Linked DNA regions of Homo sapiens: regions 1 and 3 are each linked to region 2. The links are chromatin contacts, found by Hi-C or POLR2A ChIA-PET in ENCODE. All regions are on one chromosome and are shown on one strand. The core of a region is the stretch at or near the end of the contact, and the rest is flanking DNA. Distances in the headings are between cores, read along the strand shown.

The links. A loop is a pair of places that touch in the nucleus more often than their neighbours do. ChIA-PET counts read pairs that join two places held with the same protein, here RNA polymerase II (POLR2A). Pooled maps may share reads with other maps.
Region 1: a pooled map shows a loop between it and region 2 (2.7-fold over the local background). The contact joins two enhancer-like sites. A Hi-C loop is called at or near these places in 1 of 168 maps with a recorded cell type or tissue (chondrocyte), 6 of 37 single-sample maps with no recorded cell type and 6 of 50 pooled maps. POLR2A ChIA-PET finds 5 or more read pairs at or near these places in 3 of 52 experiments (AG04449, B cell and GM12878).
Region 3: a loop to region 2 is called in a map of mammary epithelial cell, with 8 times the contacts of the local background. The contact joins two enhancer-like sites. A Hi-C loop is called at or near these places in 2 of 168 maps with a recorded cell type or tissue (Caco-2 and mammary epithelial cell). POLR2A ChIA-PET finds 5 or more read pairs at or near these places in 1 of 52 experiments (WTC11).

Annotation. Positions count from the first base shown.
Region 1 is chr6:113,808,196-113,812,332 of GRCh38, reverse strand. No RefSeq gene overlaps it. Among named protein-coding and RNA genes, the nearest start is that of MARCKS, 47 kb to the left of the region's middle. Within about 2 kb of position 2,417, at least 3 of the 41 ENCODE cell types and tissues checked have a DNase peak (open chromatin) inside an H3K27ac peak, as active enhancers do.
Region 2 is chr6:113,688,795-113,692,727 of GRCh38, reverse strand. No RefSeq gene overlaps it. Among named protein-coding and RNA genes, the nearest start is that of LINC02541, 41 kb to the right of the region's middle. Within about 2 kb of position 1,892, at least 2 of the 41 ENCODE cell types and tissues checked have a DNase peak (open chromatin) inside an H3K27ac peak, as active enhancers do.
Region 3 is chr6:113,595,274-113,599,179 of GRCh38, reverse strand. No RefSeq gene overlaps it. Among named protein-coding and RNA genes, the nearest start is that of LINC02541, 53 kb to the left of the region's middle. RefSeq lists an enhancer at 2,098-2,277. Within about 2 kb of position 2,544, at least 11 of the 41 ENCODE cell types and tissues checked have a DNase peak (open chromatin) inside an H3K27ac peak, as active enhancers do.

The DNA of each region.
Region 1 (4,137 bases), core at 1,168-3,667, 120 kb before region 2:
ACTCTAGAAAATCTTCAATAAATGTGTAGGTTCCATTTAATGTGAACTTCACTTTTTAAATTGAAAGAGATCTTACAATGTTTCAGAATTGAATCATTTTCCTTTCTGTTATGAATACTGTTTTGTTTTTTAGATATATGATATAGAAAGTTTCCTGGAAATCCCTAAAATATCCCCATGGTAGGCAAAATAAGTGGCCCCCAAAAAGAAGTTCATGTCTTAATCCCTGAAACCTGTTACGGTGTTATCTCACATGGCCAAAGGACTTTGCAGATGTGGTTAAACTAAGGATATTGAGAAGGAAAGACTATCCTGGATTATGTGGGTGGGCCTAATTTAATCACAAGGCAAAGCCGTGATTACTTTTGCACCAACCTAATAGAAGAGGTCAGAATGATGTCATATGAGATGGACTTAACCTGTCATTGCCAGCTTTGAAAGTAGGGGAAAGGAGCCATGAGCCAAGGAATGTAGGCCACCTGCAGAAGCTGGAGAAGGCCAGGAAAATGGACTCTGCCCTAGGCCTCCAGAAGGAACACAGCCCTACTGATGCTTGATTATGGCCTTGTGAGACACAGTTTAGATTTCTGATCTCCAGAACTATAAGATAAATTTGTGGGCTTTTTTAAAGCCACTAAATTGTGATAATTTGTTAAAGCAACAGTAGGAAATTAACACTATCCCTCACCTCTGGCCTTTATCATGTTGAGCAAACGTACTTTAGTTTTTGTTTTTATTTCTCTGCATGTTGTTCACATAGTAGCAAACACTTCTGTTCTGCCTTAATAACCAAGAATTATGCCATGTTGAATTATTTGTTTATATTATAGCTAAAGGAATAATTAGAAAATTGATTAATTATGCTTCTGTGTACCGTTATGTTCCCAAGTCTAATTATTTCCTAGGACTATGTTTCATTCTTCGAATTCACAGAATGTTGGATCTGGAAAGAACCATTAATATGATCTAATGGAGTCTAACACTCCCCTTTTGTAAGAGAAGAAATTGTGACCTATTAAGGGTAAACCCATGAGCGTCCCCATATGCATCTAGTTAGTTGCTTATAATACTAGGATAAAATTTGAGGACCTCTGGCTCCCAGGCAGGCATTTGCCCCACAGTACCATGCTGTTTCCACAAAAGTGTGAGAATGTGAAAATATGTAATGAACCTGGTCTCTTAATGCAAAAGGTGAAGAAACGTGAAATTCAAATATGTCTTGTATAATTCAACCCATTCTCACTTGAGAAGCAGTGTAATGCAGTAGTTACAATCTAGGACCCCAAAGCTCGATTGCCTATATGCAAATCCCATGTCTACTACTTCCCAGCAAAATGACTCTAGACAAGTTACTTAACCTTACCATTCCTCTATTTCCTCATCTGTAAAATGGAGATGATAATAATAGTATTGAACTCATAGGGTTATGGGGAGGTTTGAATACATAGTAGGTCAGGTGCCGTGGCTCATGCCTGTAATCCCAGCACTCTGAGAGGCCGAGATGGTGGGTTGCTTGTGGTCAGGAGTTCAAGACCAGTCTGGGCAACATGGCGGAAACCCATCTCTACTAAAAATACAAAAATGAGCTGGGCGTGGTGGCGGGTGCCTGTAGTCCAAGCTACTTGAGGGGCTGAGGTGGAAGGATTGCTTGAGCCCAGGAGGCAGAGATTGCAGTGAGCCGAGATCACGCCACTGCACTCCAGCCTGGGCAGCAGAGCAAGACTCTGTCTTAAAATAAATAAATACATACGTATAGTAATATTAAGTTGGTGCAAAAGTAATTGCGGTTTTTGTTATTACTTTTAATGGCAAAACTGCAGTTACTTTTGCACCAACCTGTTAACTGTAAGGCTCATAGAAAAGGCTTTGGACTAAATTTAGTAATAAATAATTATAAGCAATGATCATTATTAGTGGTAGACTGTATAATAAAGACAAATTATTTCAGTTAAACAAAGTAACACTTTTATTAATATTATTATTAATATTTGTTCCTACTGTACCTATTAGCCACCTCTTATGGTGAAGTCATGAACATTTAATCCTAATACAGGGCCCAAATGTTCTGGTGAACTGCCTGTAGATTGAAAATCATGTACTTTTCTATGCCAGCAGACATTTTGTGGACAGTTAGCACATGACAGTCATGAGTGTTCTTGCTAAAGTCACATTAATACCAAAGAACTGTACAGTGACTCGTTCTATACTGTCATTTCTTTAAGTTGCATTGTTTCAAGAACTAAGTGGCTGATGTACTGTTTCGTTTCTTTCATAATGCTGAGCATGGGTATCTAATAGACTTGCTTAGGCTGGCACATTTTTGCGTAGAAGTGCTAGATTTGTATGCATCTTTGAGAATGGGGCAGTTCAAAGCTAAAGTGAGCTAGGAACAAAACAGGAAGTGAAAAAGTAGAACGGAAAGACATAGGTAGATAGAGGAAGAAAAAAGGGGAAGGAGGAAAGGACCCACAAAAGGATTTTAAAGATAAATGAAAATATTTCAGCCGAGAAGAGAGTTTCAGAGGCAGTTAAGGCAAAGAAGAGACAATGCAGGCAGAGGTGTTTTATATGAAGCGTCTCTGAGGCCTAAACCAAATTTTACCATGCACGAGAATCACCTGGATTGCTAGACAATTTCCTGTATCCCGGCCCCAGGGATACTGATCTAGTTGGTCACAGCAGAGCCCAATCATTTGCATTTCTAACAAGCCAATCAGTGGTGCCAATGCTGCTGGTCTGAGGACATTTTGAGAATCTTTGGGCTAAACTATATTTACACAAAGTAAATATAATTGTTCTCAGTTTTTTTATGGAGCTCTATTTTACAAACAGTAAATTGCACAGATCTTAATGTTTTTGGTTTCCTAACAAGCAATTCCCCACTAAGGTTATGTAAAGATCTATCTGTTTCCATATACTGTCTCTGTCAAGAATACCAAGATACTTTTTTGAATAAAGTCCTAATGGCCTGATATTATTTTCCACCAGAATAATATAATGAACCCCAGTAGGTTTTCTATCTTTTTGAGGAAAAACATGTATTTCTGTAACCTAGAATTGAAATGCCAAAAACTACAAAGCACCTACATTACTTTGACTGCACATGCAATGTTTCTGGTCTCATGTAAGCTATAAATAGCCCATTTGTTATTCCTTATTATCCCACTTGAGAGGAGGAAATATGTTATGTTATATTGAATTCTCCCCCCTTCCTTGAATTAGCAACTTAGCAGATTTATGTAAAAGGTAATCTCAGACACTGGGCAAGAAAGCTATTGAGATTGAAACCCTTCAACAGTGCTTCTCTAACTTCACTGTGTAACTGAATCACGTGAGATCTTATTACAATGCAGATTCTGATTCAATGGGTCAGGTGTGGGGTCCAACAAGCTCCCAGGTGATATTGATGCTGCCAGTCCATGAATTACCTTTTCAGCAGTAAAGTCCTGTCTAGTGTATATAGACGGTTCTCAGACTTCTGCATCAAAATCGTTGTTAGAACCTAGATTGTGGACCCCTAACCCAGTGTATCTGATTTAGGGGGAGTGGGGCCTGAGAATTTGCATTTCTAAGTTCCAAGATGATGCTGGGATAGTGTGGGGAATATATTTTGATGACTACTGATCTATGGACCAATCTTTGTTTTGCTGATGCTAATTGACTTGCCAGCAATTTACATGGCTAATAGATAACATCTCCCCTCAAACTTTTCTGCCAAAGTCACCAGTGGCCTCTTCATTGGCAAATCCAGTGGAGTCCTCTTCACATCACTTGGCTTCTGACTGTTGTTACTTCCTTCTTGATCCCCTCTTCTCTCTTGGTTACTGCAATAGAATTTGCTCTGTTTGCTTCTCACTTTCTAACTCAAACTCTATTCTTTCTCAGATTCCTTTGTCAATTTCTCTTTCTTGCCATTCCTCTGCTCCGCCTCATGATTGTGCCTTAGTTTAGCCTTAGTTCTGCTCCTTTGACCACATCAGTACTCTTCTAATGAATCTCCCTGCCTTGATCTTGAGTCCCCAAGGCACCCAGCCCACCTCTACCACAGCAAACTTTCTGAAACACAAGTGTGACATGTTGCCACCCTGCTTAAAAACCTTAAGTTTTAAGGGTTTCCCATTTGCCATAGGACTCATT
Region 2 (3,933 bases), core at 643-3,142:
ATTTTCCTCTTCCAGGTGACTTCTGCAGCCACTTTAATCATAACCTTCATTGACCTGTGTCCTTCTGAGGAATCTTATTCCTTCTAGGTCCTTTCCATTTAAAACTTTGCTGCAGGCCTGTCACTGGATAAACATGGCAACCAAGAAGCCAAATAATGCCTTTGCCCTGCTTTTATTTATTTTTATTTATTTATTTATTTACAAACTCACTCTGTCATCTAAGATGGAGTGCAGTGGTATGATCATAGCTCAGCACAGTCTCAAACTTCTGGGCGCAAGTTATACTCTCACCTCAGCCCTCAGCCTCCCAAGTAGCTGAGACTATAGACGTATGCCACCACACCTGCCCGCCTTCCCCTGCTTTTAGAACCTGGGAGGTAGGTGCCCCAAATGGAAAGAGCTTGGACTTTGGAGTCACTGAAAACTTGATTTGAATTTCGGTTCTACCAGAACAAGCTGTGTGAATTTGGGCAAGTTATTTACCTTCTTTGACCCTCAGTCTCCTTATCTGCAAAAGAGGGGTAATAATGCCTATCTCACAGGGCAATTGAGAAGAGTGATATAAAAAATGACCAATACACACTAAGAACTCAGAAATGGCAGCTACAGCCAGGTGCAGTGGCTCCCAGCCTGTAATTCTAGTACTTTGGGAGGCTTAGGTGGGCAGATCACTTGAGGCCAGGAGTTCGAGGCCAGCCTGGCCAACATGGTGAAACCCTGTCTCTACAAAAAATACAAAAAAATTAGCCAGATGTAGCGGTGTGTGCCTGTGGTCCCAGCTATTTGGGAGGCTGAGGTCGGAGGATCTCTTGAGCCCAGGAGGTGGAGGTTGCAGTGGGCCATGTGCATACCTCTGCACTCCGTCCTAGGTAATAGAGTGAGACCCTGTCTTCAAACAAACAAACAAACAAAGAAAAGACTACTACTATTCTAAATATATTCTGCATTTTCTTTTTGAAACGTGTTTTTTATTTTTATTTTAAAACTTGCTATAGAGATGGAGTCTTGCTATATTGCCCAGGCTGGCCCTGAATTCCTGGCCTCGAGTGATCCTTCCTCTTCTACCTCCCAAAGTGCTGGGATTACAGTCATGAAACCTGCACCCTGGCTTAAATTTCCTGTAGACAGCCTGTTCCTGACATATTTCTCTTAATCTTCCAGATAAAGGCTGTGCTTCTTCCGTATCTCTTTGCTTACTCACCATGCTCACCTGTACTTCCCGCCTCCATTCCTGATTCGAATGTCTTTCTTATTCCTCCTGTGGGAACTCTACCTCACCTTCAGATTTTTACTTCATCTCTGGACTTCCCTGAAGACATCACGTGACACTTATATCAGCATTCTCTGAATTGTTGCTGTACCTCTTGTATAAATCATTTATTGAGCATTATCTTACATTGTTGTTTTCAAATTATCTTATATTATTCTTATGAAACAAGATGTAGGCTCCATTTGGGCAAGGACAACACTTTGAGAGCATAATGGGTGCCTGACAAATATTTATTAATTGTATAATTTAATGAATTAAAGCATATAAAAATATTAGTCAAGCACACATTATTCTCTCGAGAGTAATTAATATAAATTTATTAATTTACTAATTGATGATTCCATTTACAGCTGTGTGTGTCTTTGAGTAACAGTGACATTGTGCTGACTCTGTCTTTTCACTAATCCAGGTTTTGTCAATTAAAAAAATCACTTTTTACAACTAACATATGTCCATCAGTTGCACTCACGGTTACCTAGTATCATTGGTTCGTCTTTGTCAAAAGATACAGATTCACTATTTAAGTCAATATCAGGAGAAGCAGTTTCAATTAGGCAGAGGTTTCAAAGCCAGCTGGATGCCAGGTACCATGACATCATTCAGGCTGCTCTGTGGTTTTTATGATTCAGATGTTTAAGTAATTGAAATAACTGGATTGTCACATGGTTGGTTTTGTTATTTAAACTGTATTATTGTTTGACTTGTAGAGACAGTATACTCCCTCAACTGTTTTACTTCTGGAATTGATATTGTGTAAAGAATGAATTGATATTCTAATAAATTGAACTGGGCTAAATATACTGGGTCTGTTAACAGACATAAATTTCTCAAAATTGTAGATCTTCCATATGATACTGTTGTTTAGCTAGCCATCATACATTTCTTAAAACTTTTAATAAGACTTGCTTCCCTTTTTACGGAAACTGGGGACATTTTAGCCTATTCATACAATATTTTTTAAATGCCAAGAAAATTTTCAGTCTTCCCAGACAGCACAATTTGTATAGTCATAAAAAGATTCCATTTTGGCTACAAAATTTTGGTTACAATAACAGGAGGTGGTTTTCTTCAACTCAGTCTGTTTTTTTTTTTTTTTTTTTGAGGCAGAGTTTCACTCTTGTTGCCCAAACTGGAGTGCAATGTTGTGACCTCGGCTCACCACAACCTCCACCTCCTGGTTCAAGCGATTCTCCTGCCTCAGCCTCCGGAGTAGCTGGGATAACAGGCATGCACCACCACACCCGGCTAATTTTGTATTTTTAGTACAGATGGGGTTTCTCCATGTTGGTCACGCTGGTCTTGAACTCCCGACCTCAGGTGTTCAGCCACCTCGGCTTCCCAAAGTGCTGGGATTACAGGCATGAGCCACCGCACACGGCAACTCAGTCTGTTTTTAAGTATGCCCTTGAAGGGAGTTTGTTGTTTTTTTTCCCCCAAGTTTTGATGTTCTTTTGATTGATGTATTTTCAGAAATCACAAATAAATTAGTTCCCAGAGGTTGAGAGAACCCCTATTAGCAGCATTCAGAGAATGCATGTCTTGCTTTCCACATGCCAGTGCTGTGGCAGGTGGATGTTTGAGTCACCAGGTGACCTCTTTGGAGCCAGCACCTCCTAGCTGTAGATCTTAGTACACTCTTTTTTCTTTCTTTTCTTTTGTTTTTTGAGATAGAGTCTTGCTCTGTTGCCCAGGCTGGAGTGCAGTGGCTCGAGCTTGGCTCACTGCAACCTCTGCTTCCTGGGTTCAAGTGATTCTCCTGCCTCAGCCTCCAGAGTAGCTGGGATTACAGGCGCACGCCACCACACCCGGCTAATTTGTTTTGTATTTTTAGTAGAGACGGGGTTTTGCCATGTTGGCCAGGCTGGTCTCAAACTCCTGACCTCAGGTGATCCGCTCGCCTTGGCCTCCCAAACTGCTGGGATTACAGGCGTGAGCCACCGTGCCTGGCCGACCTTACTGCACTCTTGCTCTCTGTATCGAGGAAGTCTGCAGTATTCTGCACACATGAAGCTGATGTTGAAACATATAAATTGCATTTGATTTTTTTCCTACACCCACCTAAATTCAAATTCCACCAAATTTGGTTTAAAAAAAAAAAGCAAACAAATATTATGGTTTTAAGCCAGTCAAGTTCATTAATTTTATCTAAGTAACAGTCACAAATAATTAGTTTGACTAAAGTTATCATGGTTCAACCAGTTTTTTTTTTTGTGAATCTCATCCTGTCGCCCAGGCTGGAGTGCAGTGACACAATCTTGGCTCACTGCAACCTCTGCCTCCCAAGTTCAAGCGATTCTCCTGCCTCAGCCTCCCGAATAGCTGGGATTACAGGCGCACACCATCACACCCTGCTAATTTTTGTATTTTTAGTAGAGACAGGGTTTCACCATGTTGGCCAGGCTGGTCTCAAACGCTTGACCTCAGGTGATCCACCCGCTTTGGCCTCCCATAGTGCTGGGATTACAGGTGTGAGTCACCATGCCCGGCCTTTTTTTTTTTTTTTTTTTTTTGAGACAGAGTCTCGCACTGTCGCCCATGCTGGAGTGCAGTGGCTTGAGCTTGGCTCACTGCAACCTCTGCCTCCCAGCTTCAAGCAATTCTTGTGTCTCAGCCTCCCAAGTAGCTGGGATTACAGGCATGTGCCACCATGCCTGGCTATTTTT
Region 3 (3,906 bases), core at 1,295-3,794, 94 kb after region 2:
CTACGTGAGACAAAGAACAGGTAAAAATTCCCTATTGTCGTGAAGAGATCAGGGATGCTTGTGTAATTCTAAACTACCTATTTTTGGTTCTAAGCACTCTATCTGTCTAAGTCTCTCCACACATGTTTTTCCCCACCTTCCTGTTCATGGACCTGCCATTACACACTCAGTCCATGTGTCATCCAGCATTAAAAGCAATTTATTTATTCATGCATCTTATCTGTGGTATGTGAGAAGTTCTGTATGAGATCAGGCAGAAGAGCGGTGCCAAAACATAACATCCATCATTATAACATCAAGACTTTTAAAAAATACTGTTGTGTGGTATCAGTGATAATTGGGCCTAATGATAATAACAAGTATTACATGGCAGTAGAGATATAGTATTCTATATGCAGAAAAGAATTTGGAAACGGGATTGAGGCAAGATGGTATGCATCTCTGGTTGGGATACGCTGGACAGACAATTACCATACATGCAATTACAAGTAAGGATGCTGGGTTCACACCTGGGCCTTGGGTGTAAGAATTGCCCCTTTCTGGTCTGCCTTTAGGGCAGCCTTGAAGCTAGTAAGGAAACAAGTCTTAAAAAAAGCCATTCTGTTATCATCTAGCGTTCAGCTTCAGAGGGGTTTCTATTGGGTAGCTTCTGATGTCCTTTCAAGGTCACAGCCTTCAACTGCCTTTGCCCATCACTACTTCCCAGAAAAGCTGAGTCTCCCATTCTTTCCCCAGATGCTATTTTCCTGATGCAACGTGGAAGGTAGAGTGGGATGGTAGGAAGGAGATGGCAAGAAGCAATCCCTCAGACTTTTTTTTTTGAGACAGAGTCTCGCTGTCACCCAGGCTGGAGTGCAGTGGCACAGTCTCAGCTCACTGCAACTTCTGCCTCCTGAGCAGCTGGGATTACGGGTGCCTACCACCACGTCTTGCTAATTTTTGTATTTTTAGTAGAGACGAGGTTTCACCATGTTGACCAGGCTAGTCTCCCGACCTCAGGTGATCCACCCACCTGGGACTCCCAAAGTGCTGGAATTATAGGCATGAACTACCACATCTAGCCCCTCAGATTGTTTTTTGAAATCATTTTCACCGAAAGTTTTATTTAGACACTGATATATGCAATGGGAGCAACCAGATTTATTCATTTGGAAAGGAGGAGGCAGCACTGTAGCTCTGGAGGAGAATCCACCCCAGATGCTGCTATTGAACTCGAAGACCTTACAATGGGGAGGGAGGTAAAGGCTTCTCTGAAAAGCACATTTCCTGTTCATAAAAGCTTCCTTGTATTGAGTGCCTATCAGGAGTTATCTAATTTAATCTGCATAATCGTTCTGTGATGTAGCTATTATTATCTCTATTTTATATATTGGGAAACTGAGATGCAGAATTCTTAAATAACTCACCCAAGATCTCATAACTAGTAAGTGGAAGAACTGGTATTCAAACCAAGAGCCCTTTATGTTCAAAGTGCATGTTTTTTTTCCAGAAAATAAACTGCCTCTTGGCTCATACTTCTTTGGGGGAAATGTTAGAATAATTTAATAAAACTGATTCTAAGCTTTGAGGCACTAAGAGAGTGATCTTTCCACAGTGTGCACAATTTGGATGTATTGGCCATGGGTAGGCCTGTTGGTGATAAAAAGAGGGTGCTGATTAATTCTTTCTCTAAACCCCATGAATCTGTAAGTTGGTCCATTTCACCCTTGCCCTTCTGGGGAAGTTAGGAACGAGGTAGTGTTGGTCACTGTTTTGTGGTGATGTACCCATGGTAAATGCAGAACTCTGAGGTTAGCCTGGCTGAGGGGTAACTCCTCTGGGATTCAGCCTCTTACTCATTACATAAATACAAAAGTTTGAGCAAGTCCCCATGTCTCTCCAGATGGGGCCAGGGGTGATGGCCCAACCTGAGTCTGGAATCCCACCTGCCCAAGAGTGACACCTGGGACGTTGATGAATACATTCTCTGTGCCAACGGCAAAGGCTGCACAGTGAGAAAAATAATCATTCTTCCCTAAGCAGTTGAAACCTGAGCTTTTCATTTCATGATACTAATCACCAAGTAAACAGCTCTTTTATGCTAACATCTGTGTGAGGGCTGCTTCCCACACCAGCCTCCTTCCGGCCTGCCTGTTCTCACTGAAATACCAGCAGCATCATGGGGACACTTAACCCTAAAGGTTATCCCTGGGCTCTCCCAGGGCCTATGACATGTTCCAGAGAGGCTTGGTCTTAGGGACTTTTCATTTCCTCAAGAGGGTAAGTGACTCCTTTGGTGTGCAAGATGTGTGAGCTGCCTTGGCAGCTGCTGAGACCCATTCAGAGACCTCTGTGCCATTTGCCTGGATTCTGGAGTTTCATACTCCTGAAAGTGCCTGGTTAATTTGCTGGGAGAACTGACTGCTTGAGCATAGCTCTTGGTTTGCTTTAACTTTCTTATTTGCCTGATATCAGCCAGTTCATGAAGCAGTTCACATATACCGTGCCAGATTTATAAAGTGTGAATTCAAGTCTGTCCTTGGCCTTCTCTGCCCAACCCCCACCATTTCCTTATTGTAGTTTCTCTTAAAACAGCCATGTTTCCCTTCTAAAACCCTTAGTAAATCCTGCCAGATTAATGAATGGGGGAAAAACGACAATTGCTTATACAATTTCATATGTAGGCTATAAGCAGTCCCTGTTCTCTGAGATCCTCCTCACCGTGTTCCTAACAGTCCAGGGCAGTTATTATGCTCCAGGTTTTATAAGAGGAAAAACAGAGAACATTCCTTTTCTTTTTCACTGCCAAAGGGGCGGGGTGGGGGGGATCCAACCCTGAAATTAAGTGAATTGAAAATGAAGTCAAAGGAACGGAGGCCTTCCGTTCTCTAAGCTCAACACTTTGTGATTTGCTTGATTACACTTCCCTCAGCCCCTCCCTCAAATCTCATAGGCACAGACTCATTACCCCATTAGGATTTGGCTGGGGAGGCCTAAGGGACAATGAGAACATACAAGAATCTGGCTGGGCTGCCAGAGTTAACAACTTCTCATGTGCAATAAAATCAGACAGCATTTTTGATGGACCACATTCTCATTGCATTCAAAGAGCCTTGGAAAGCTTCCATGGCTGCTAATTTCAAATAAGCAAACATCCCGGAGGGATGTGAGGCAAAGATGTGTCCTTTCGGCTCGCCCCTAACATTTGCAGGGCCCAGGGCAAGAGTACAAACGGAGGCCCACAAGCCATATGCCTAAATACTTAAAAGTTATGATGCAAGCTTGAACATTCTTAAGTAAAACATAAAATATGTTCTACCCTCCCTTCATGACAAATGTATTTTCATTAACTATCTAGAGGCTGGATTTGAATTTAGAGTTCCCTGACTCCTTGGAGTTTCATCCTGGAATTGGATGGCCAGGGAAATCGGGCCTCTCACTGCCTGGCCCACTGCCCTAGGTCCTGGGTCTACCCCCATCTTTTCAGACCCTACCCCCATCCTACAATGCATGGGACCTCTCAAACTCCACCACACGTGTCCAAGCTGCATTAACACCCTCATCAACAGCCACCTCTGGGACATCCCTTGGCCTAAAGGTGTGCCTAGTCAGGTCCTAAGAAGTTGGTTTTAGTTGATTGGGAAGGGAATTTTAGGGTCCTGGGAACTCAAAGCATGATTAAGGATGTGTTTGGGGTGGGGTGGGGGTATCGCTTTGGCCCCGTGGACTCTCCTTTTCATGAAGAGAAGTGCTGTTGAAAGAAGGCCAGGTTGCTTGCTCCCTTATAAGATGCAGAGCAGCATCCTCTCTTGCTTGGATTTATGGATGGTACATACACAGTAGGTCTTTCATTTTTTATTTTTTTGAGACAGAGTTTCACTCTTGTTGCCCAGGCTGGAGTGCAACGGTGTGACCTCAGCGCACTGT